Regions from separate parts of the Mus musculus genome. Here regions 1 and 3 are each linked to region 2. Evidence: chromatin loops called from intact Hi-C (ENCODE). Cell type or tissue: heart. All regions are shown on one strand.

Evidence for each region. A loop is a pair of places that touch in the nucleus more often than their neighbours do. Peaks named below come from ENCODE experiments on the same cell type or tissue, not always from the same donor. Only the 100,000 strongest peaks of a DNase experiment are listed, where the experiment ranks them.
Region 1: it touches region 2 in a loop (7-fold over the local background); 19 of 42 quality-filtered maps call a loop at or near these places.
Region 3: a loop joins it to region 2, with 4 times the contacts of the local background. A loop is called at or near these places in 18 of 42 quality-filtered maps.

The regions. Positions count from the first base shown.
Region 1 is chr8:11,012,328-11,014,827 of GRCm38, reverse strand. All of the region lies in intron 1 of 9530052E02Rik (RIKEN cDNA 9530052E02 gene), which reads right to left. Among named protein-coding and RNA genes, the nearest start is that of Irs2, 4.6 kb to the right of the region's middle. In heart, a CTCF peak has its summit at 1,249 (motif pointing right); a DNase peak (open chromatin) is centred at 1,287; H3K27ac peaks cover 709 bases.
Region 2 is chr8:10,438,020-10,440,519 of GRCm38, reverse strand. Myo16 (myosin XVI) reads right to left here. Exons shown (of 35, transcript NM_001319151.1): 18 at 1,604-1,721; 19 at 816-887. Among named protein-coding and RNA genes, the nearest start is that of Gm51561, 9.0 kb to the right of the region's middle. In heart, no CTCF peak of the experiment used is centred here; a DNase peak (open chromatin) is centred at 1,549; H3K27ac peaks cover 251 bases.
Region 3 is chr8:11,005,826-11,008,325 of GRCm38, reverse strand. It overlaps Irs2 (insulin receptor substrate 2), which reads left to right. Exons shown (of 2, transcript NM_001081212.2): 1 at 1-2,500. 9530052E02Rik (RIKEN cDNA 9530052E02 gene) reads right to left here and starts at 476. Exons shown (of 5, transcript NR_046017.1): 1 at 315-476. In heart, a CTCF peak has its summit at 1,136 (motif pointing right); DNase peaks (open chromatin) are centred at 225, 1,175, 1,905 and 2,255; H3K4me3 peaks cover 2,500 bases; H3K27ac peaks cover 2,500 bases.

The sequences.
Region 1 (2,500 bases), 570 kb before region 2:
TCTGATGCATTTTTAAGATTTATTTTTATATGCATGTGTGAACGTCCTCTGCACATATCTACGTGCACTACATGCCTGTCTGATGCTTTGAGGTCAGAAGGTGTTATATCCCTAGGAACTTGAGTTACAGGTAGTTGTAAACCTCCTGTAGTTGCTGAGAACTGAACTCAAGTCCTCTGCAAGAGCAGAAAGTGCCCTTAACCACTGAGTAGTCTCTCCACGCCTGGTATTTTATTTTTTAATATTTAGTTTATCTCTGTGTGTGTGTGTGTGTGTGTGTGTGTGTGTGTGTGTGTCTGTCTGAGTGAATGTCACGTGTATTTGAGTGCCTTCAGAGGTTAGAAGAGGCATTGGATTCCCCAGAGCTGTGTAGACAGTTGTGAACCATCTGTCATGGCCCTTTGGAAAAGCAGAAGGTGCTATTAACCACTGAACCATCTCTCCAGACCCAACTACTGTTACTGATACTGTATGCCAGCTTTTGTTGTAAAGGCAGAATCCCAAGGATGTGATTGGCAGGACACACATCAATCAAGCCTTTGGGATCCTTCCTTCTAGGCAAATAATAGCTCTCTCTAAACAGACCACTGATCTTCCTATTGCCATTATATTGCAGCATAAAATAGAATCCAACATGGTCTAAACTGAGACCAAGTAATCAAAAGAAAAAAAAAAAGGTTGCATATTCAGAATGAGCTAAGAAGTCATTAGCACACAATTCTAACTATTTTACTCAGAAACACCGATACACACTTGTGACTGACACTTGTCATTCATATTATTTTCTTTCCCACTCATATTTTTTTATTTCATTTTGAAATTTTTCTATGTGACACTGGCTTATTCTACAAAGCATCTGAAGTTGAATAGCCAGTGTAGAGGAAGGTTAGCTTTGGTGTTATCTAGCAAGGCATAGCATAATCCTGAGTTTAAGTTCTTGATTTCTTGTGCTGGTTTGTTTTCCGAAACTTTAAATTGTTGTTAGTAGATATTTTGCACCCTATGGTGTTGAATGTGCTCATATTCGTTCCACAGTTGCTGGTCTGCTCCCAGGCCTTGATCACGTCCCTCCTCACCTGTTACTCTGTCCTCTGCACCGATGCGTCTCTCTTACATCTTAAATCACATTTAACTGCCATCCTTCAGGATCTCAGCAAAGCCGATGTACGGTAGGTGGGAAGTAATTTCATGAAACAACCCTTCAGGCACCAGCAGAGGGGCAGCTGTGCTCACTGGACGCCTTAGAAAAAGACGTCGCCAGTGGGTGGCAGTGTGGGTAAGAGCCAGTCACATTTCCCGAGGTAGAAATCCTTAAGGCTGGGTTTTAAAAACAACCTTACAATACAGACTCGAGAAGCAGCCCGCTAATGGTTGTAAGGACATGGCAGGTTTTGGAGTGAGAAACAATTTCAGCAAACATTGGGCCACCTGGCAGGAGGCAGCTGGCTGTGTCAGTTACTTCTGGAGCCCAGGCCAACTGCTTGCTCCTGATCCACAGCACAGAGCAAAGAGCATAATTTGACCTTGCTCTCCAGAGGCTCAGGGACTTGCAGAAGGTCACTCCCAGCTGTCCCTATTTCTCCTTCAGAAAACATAGCTGTGTCACTTCAGAGACATTCTTTTTTTATTTATTTTTATTTTTATTTTTTCAGAGACATTCTTAATGTCCCTGGCATCCACTGTGTGGACCCAGAAGCAGGCAGTTCTTACTTTATACGTTATGGTGGTTGTAGCATTCAGTAAGCCTTTATTTTAGAAAACCATCCTTGAGTTAGTGCCTAGGATTATCAAGACTGTTGAATCAACATTTTTTTTTTTTTGAGACAGGGTTTCTCTGTATATCCCTGGCTGTCCTGGAACTCACTCTGTGGACCAGGCTGGCCTCGAACTCAGAAATCCACCTGCCTCTGCCTCCCGAGTGCTGGGATTAAAGGCGTGCGCCACCACGCCCGGCGAATCAACATTTTTAATGGACAGAATGAATACTAAGGTGGAAAGCTATTACAGTGTCTAATGAAATAATACAATCAATGTATACACATTCACATAAGCTCTTTTTCTTCCTTCCTTCCTTCCTTTCTTCCTTCCTTCCTTCCTTTCTTTCTTTCCTTTTTTTCCTTCCTTCCTTCCTTCCTTCCTTCCTTCCTTCCTTCCTTTCTTTCTTTCTTTCTTTCTTTCTTTCTTTCTTTCTTTCTTTCTTTCTTTCTTTCCTCCCTCCCTCCCTCCCTCCCTCCCTCCCTCCCTCCCTTCCTTCCTTCCTTCCTTCCTTCCTTCCTCCCCTCCTTCTCCTCCTCCTTCTTCTCCTCTTTTGTTTGTTTCATTTTTGAGACAAGGTCTCACTAAGAGACATGACTGGGCTGTGAGTAGACTAGGCTGACCTTGAACTTAATAGAGCTTCACCTGTTTTTGCCTGCTGAGTTTTTACACGTTCTGATTGTTGAGCTGTTGGCACTTCCAAGCACAGATACTGAGTGAGGTAGACAACAGTTACATTCTTGCC
Region 2 (2,500 bases):
AAAACTCAGTATGTTGATTAGCATGGAAGGGGGGATTCTAAGCAGTAGGGGTCATTAGCCAAGCATCAAAATCCCTGCAAGCCAGACCCACGAAGCAGCTGGTAAGTTCGACATAGAGTGCCCGGGGAGGCCAGCCCTCACAGCTATGAAGAGGAAGGTTGAAGAAGGGCATCCATCCTGACATTTCAGTGGATAGCTGAAGCACATGCAGGAGTGCTAGTCTCCTGTGCACGGAGCACGGCCTTGCACCAGTGGGTGCCACAGGGAGTAGGCATACACAGAGGGCTGAAGCCGCCCTGTGAAGGTAGACAGCTTCTTTACCAGTGGCTTGGCATCTCTGGTGATTAACCCCTTTTAATCTGACTACTTTCCTCCCTGAGGAGAGTAATAGTTATGCCCGCCTCCTGACCATTCTTGAGATCAGAAATGACAAACTTCGGACCATTTGGCTCCATGCCATTCCCTCATAAACACCAAATAAATGACAGCCCCCATTCTGAGCGGGGAAAGGCAGAGAGAAGGCCGCACCCCTCCCCCATGAAGATCCATGTTTTATGAGAATACATCCTCTTAGATTGATGGCTTTGTTTTTCTGAACTGACAGGTTGATTAGGAAGGGGGCTAGTTACTCAGAATGATCTCCCGGGAGCATGGCAGGGTTCCCATACAGCAGCCTTTCAGTGCTTTCTCCTGGCACTCAGTCCATGCAAACAGTTTCCCCCGTGTGGAGACAGGCAAGGCTGTGTTTAATTTCCCCATTTCAAAGAAGCCCAGGGACTGTACAAAGGTAAAAGTCAGGTTGCACAAGGACTTACCTTTAAAATACTGAATATCAGTTGTTAGGGCGGATGCCAGCTCGTCGGTCGACACTTGCAACATACCTGCCACTGAAATCAAACACAGCTGTAAATAAGAAAGCACCATGCATTTCAACACTAAGAACACTGCGATTTGTGTCCATTGTGTGCATACTTCATGTTAGAAGGAGAGCAACTTCTACTCTCTGGCTTAAACTCATCTAGAGAAATGCCTTAGTACTCCAGACACTGGTGGGATCTTGTGTCTGTCTGGATTTAGTAAGGACATATTTTCCCCTTCACCACCCTTGTAGATAGGGCTGGATTATTTTTTTCCAAATTCCTTATTAAAATAACTTTGAAACAGGTGAAAATAGGCCATTTATTGGAAGCCCGTGGTTTGAGGATATTTTTTTAAAACTAGATGTGACCATGAAAACAATATCAAACAAGAGGGGCTTTTGAACATGGTGTTTAAAGGAAAGTAATTGTGAGTTTATAATGTTTAGCTAACGACTCCTCTCCAAATACTGTGTGGACAGCAGGTTGGGGCAAAGAATATTCTAATAATATCAAATGATCTAAAGTATATGATGATACCCCTGTGCAGAATGGGACCACGAAAGCACGTTTGTCAACCACCCCCTTTCGAGAAAAGAAAGAGGTTCTCCCCTCCCCCCAAGACTTCAGACCAGCTAGTGATTGTTGCAGCCAGCCGGATTCTGTGCTGTGTCGCCATCTGCTGGCAAAACTGTGAAACTGCACCCCCAACGACTTTGCCATCAAGGTGGTGGTGCTCCACTGACCTTGTTCCAGAAGCTGGAGGTCAGAGACAAAGGCCGAGTCAGCTTCTGTTAGTGCAGTGAACTGAATGTCTCCGATGTGTAGTATCGCCGATAGGATAACGAATAGGTTTTCCACCTCCTAAGTGTTTACAGAGAACAGATAGAATAATTCAGAGGTGGGAGCTCCAAGCAACCGGGAGCATTCTGGTGGGGTTGGGCTTGCCACTCTTCAGACCCACAGTGGGAGATTCAAGAAACTGCTCAAAATCAAATCTCAGCTCCATGTGCGTTGCCCTAAATTGCTGTTCTGGTATGAATCAGTGTGTTCTGGATAATCATTATTATATATATATATAAATAGTGATTGTAGTCCAATCACTTGCAGGAAACACCCCACTGTCCCAAGCTGTTCTTGCACATGGGTGCAGGGAACAGGAGAGGAGGGCCTGGTCTGGAAGCCTGGAACTGAGGGAAGAGTGGGACCTGAAGCTGGGAATTGCCACTTTCCCATTTATAAAGTAAGCACCTGGAGGTACTGATCTCAAGCAATTCTTAGGTATAGCATTCCATAATTAACAGAAGGCAGCATTTCCCACTGGACTCTGCAAGGTAGTCACCTCTACACAGGCAAGGAGGGCCTGTGCTGTTCTCGGGGGGGGGGGGTATGATTTATTCAGTGAGGAAGACAGAGCTTTGAGTGTTCACTATAACCCACGATATAATGCAGTGAAACTGAATCAGAGGAAAACTCCCCATGGAAGGAGGAGGAGTTCTGGGGTCCCGCTTTTGTCTGTAGTGGTGCAGTGGTGTCCCCCTGCCTTGTCAGCTTGCCTGCTACTGGATATGGTTGGTGCAGAGATGGAGGCTTCTCTGCAAAGTAGTCTCAAAGAACCACAAGCCCTTGCAGGTTTTGCTCTA
Region 3 (2,500 bases), 570 kb before region 2:
TACCTGCGCAAGCAGAAGCACGGCCACAAGCGCTTTTTCGTGTTGCGCGGCCCCGGCACGGGCGGCGACGAGGCATCCGCGGCTGGGGGGTCGCCGCCGCAGCCTCCGCGGCTGGAGTACTACGAGAGCGAGAAGAAGTGGAGGAGCAAGGCGGGCGCGCCGAAGCGAGTGATCGCGCTCGACTGCTGTCTGAACATCAACAAGCGCGCGGACGCCAAGCACAAGTACCTGATCGCCCTCTACACCAAGGACGAGTACTTCGCTGTAGCGGCGGAGAACGAGCAGGAGCAGGAGGGCTGGTACCGCGCACTCACCGACTTGGTCAGCGAAGGCCGCTCTGGCGAGGGGGGCTCGGGCACCACCGGAGGCTCTTGCAGCGCCTCTCTCCCGGGCGTCCTGGGCGGCTCAGCGGGCGCCGCTGGCTGCGATGACAACTACGGGCTCGTGACACCCGCCACGGCCGTCTACCGCGAGGTGTGGCAGGTGAACCTGAAACCTAAGGGACTGGGCCAGAGCAAGAACCTGACTGGTGTATACCGCCTATGCCTGTCTGCGCGCACCATCGGCTTCGTGAAGCTCAATTGCGAACAGCCGTCGGTGACGCTGCAGCTTATGAACATTCGCCGCTGCGGCCACTCGGACAGCTTCTTCTTCATCGAGGTGGGCCGTTCGGCCGTCACCGGTCCCGGGGAGCTGTGGATGCAAGCCGACGACTCGGTGGTGGCGCAGAACATCCATGAGACCATCCTAGAAGCTATGAAGGCACTCAAAGAGCTCTTCGAGTTCCGGCCTCGCAGCAAGAGTCAGTCGTCCGGGTCGTCAGCCACGCATCCCATCAGCGTGCCGGGCGCGCGCCGCCACCACCACCTAGTCAACCTACCCCCTAGCCAGACCGGCCTGGTGCGCCGCTCGCGCACTGACAGCCTGGCGGCCACCCCCCCAGCAGCCAAGTGCACTTCGTGCCGGGTTCGTACGGCCAGCGAGGGCGACGGCGGCGCGGCAGGCGGGGCCGGGACGGCAGGAGGCAGGCCGATGTCGGTGGCAGGGAGCCCCCTGAGTCCCGGGCCGGTGCGCGCGCCCCTTAGCCGCTCGCACACCCTGAGCGCCGGCTGCGGAGGCCGCCCGAGCAAAGTGACTCTGGCGCCGGCAGGGGGAGCCCTGCAACACAGCCGCTCCATGTCCATGCCCGTGGCGCACTCACCTCCTGCAGCCACCAGCCCAGGCAGCCTGTCCTCCAGCAGTGGGCACGGCTCGGGCTCCTACCCGCTGCCACCTGGCTCCCACCCGCACCTGCCTCATCCACTGCATCACCCCCAAGGCCAGCGTCCGTCCAGCGGTAGTGCCTCCGCCTCGGGCTCCCCCAGCGACCCGGGTTTCATGTCCCTTGACGAGTATGGCTCCAGCCCTGGCGACCTGAGAGCCTTCAGTAGCCACAGGAGCAACACACCCGAGTCAATAGCGGAGACCCCGCCAGCCAGAGATGGCAGTGGGGGCGAACTCTATGGGTACATGAGCATGGATAGACCCCTGAGCCACTGTGGCCGCCCTTACCGTAGGGTCTCAGGGGATGGGGCCCAGGACCTGGATAGAGGACTGAGGAAGAGGACTTATTCCCTAACCACGCCTGCCAGGCAGCGGCAGGTACCTCAGCCTTCCTCTGCCTCTCTAGATGAATACACTCTCATGAGGGCCACCTTCTCTGGTAGTTCAGGTCGCCTCTGCCCATCCTTCCCTGCGTCCTCTCCCAAAGTGGCCTACAACCCTTACCCAGAGGACTATGGAGACATTGAGATTGGTTCTCACAAGAGTTCCAGCAGTAACCTGGGGGCAGATGATGGCTACATGCCCATGACCCCTGGGGCAGCCCTTAGGAGTGGTGGTCCCAATAGCTGCAAGAGCGATGACTACATGCCCATGAGCCCCACAAGCGTGTCTGCTCCCAAGCAGATCCTGCAGCCACGCTTGGCAGCGGCCTTGCCCCCTTCCGGAGCAGCCGTGCCAGCACCCCCTTCAGGGGTGGGCAGGACCTTCCCAGTAAACGGAGGTGGCTACAAAGCCAGCTCCCCAGCGGAGAGCTCCCCAGAAGACAGTGGGTACATGCGAATGTGGTGTGGCTCCAAGCTGTCTATGGAGAACCCAGACCCTAAGCTACTCCCCAACGGGGACTACCTCAACATGTCCCCCAGCGAGGCAGGCACTGCAGGGACCCCACCTGACTTCTCAGCAGCTTTGCGTGGAGGCAGTGAAGGCCTCAAAGGCATCCCGGGCCACTGCTACAGCTCTTTGCCCCGCTCTTATAAGGCTCCCTGTTCCTGCAGCGGAGACAATGACCAGTATGTGCTCATGAGCTCCCCTGTGGGCCGGATCTTGGAAGAGGAGAGACTGGAGCCCCAGGCCACCCCAGGGGCTGGCACCTTTGGGGCAGCTGGTGGTAGTCATACCCAGCCTCATCACTCAGCAGTGCCTTCCTCCATGAGGCCGAGTGCCATCGGTGGCCGCC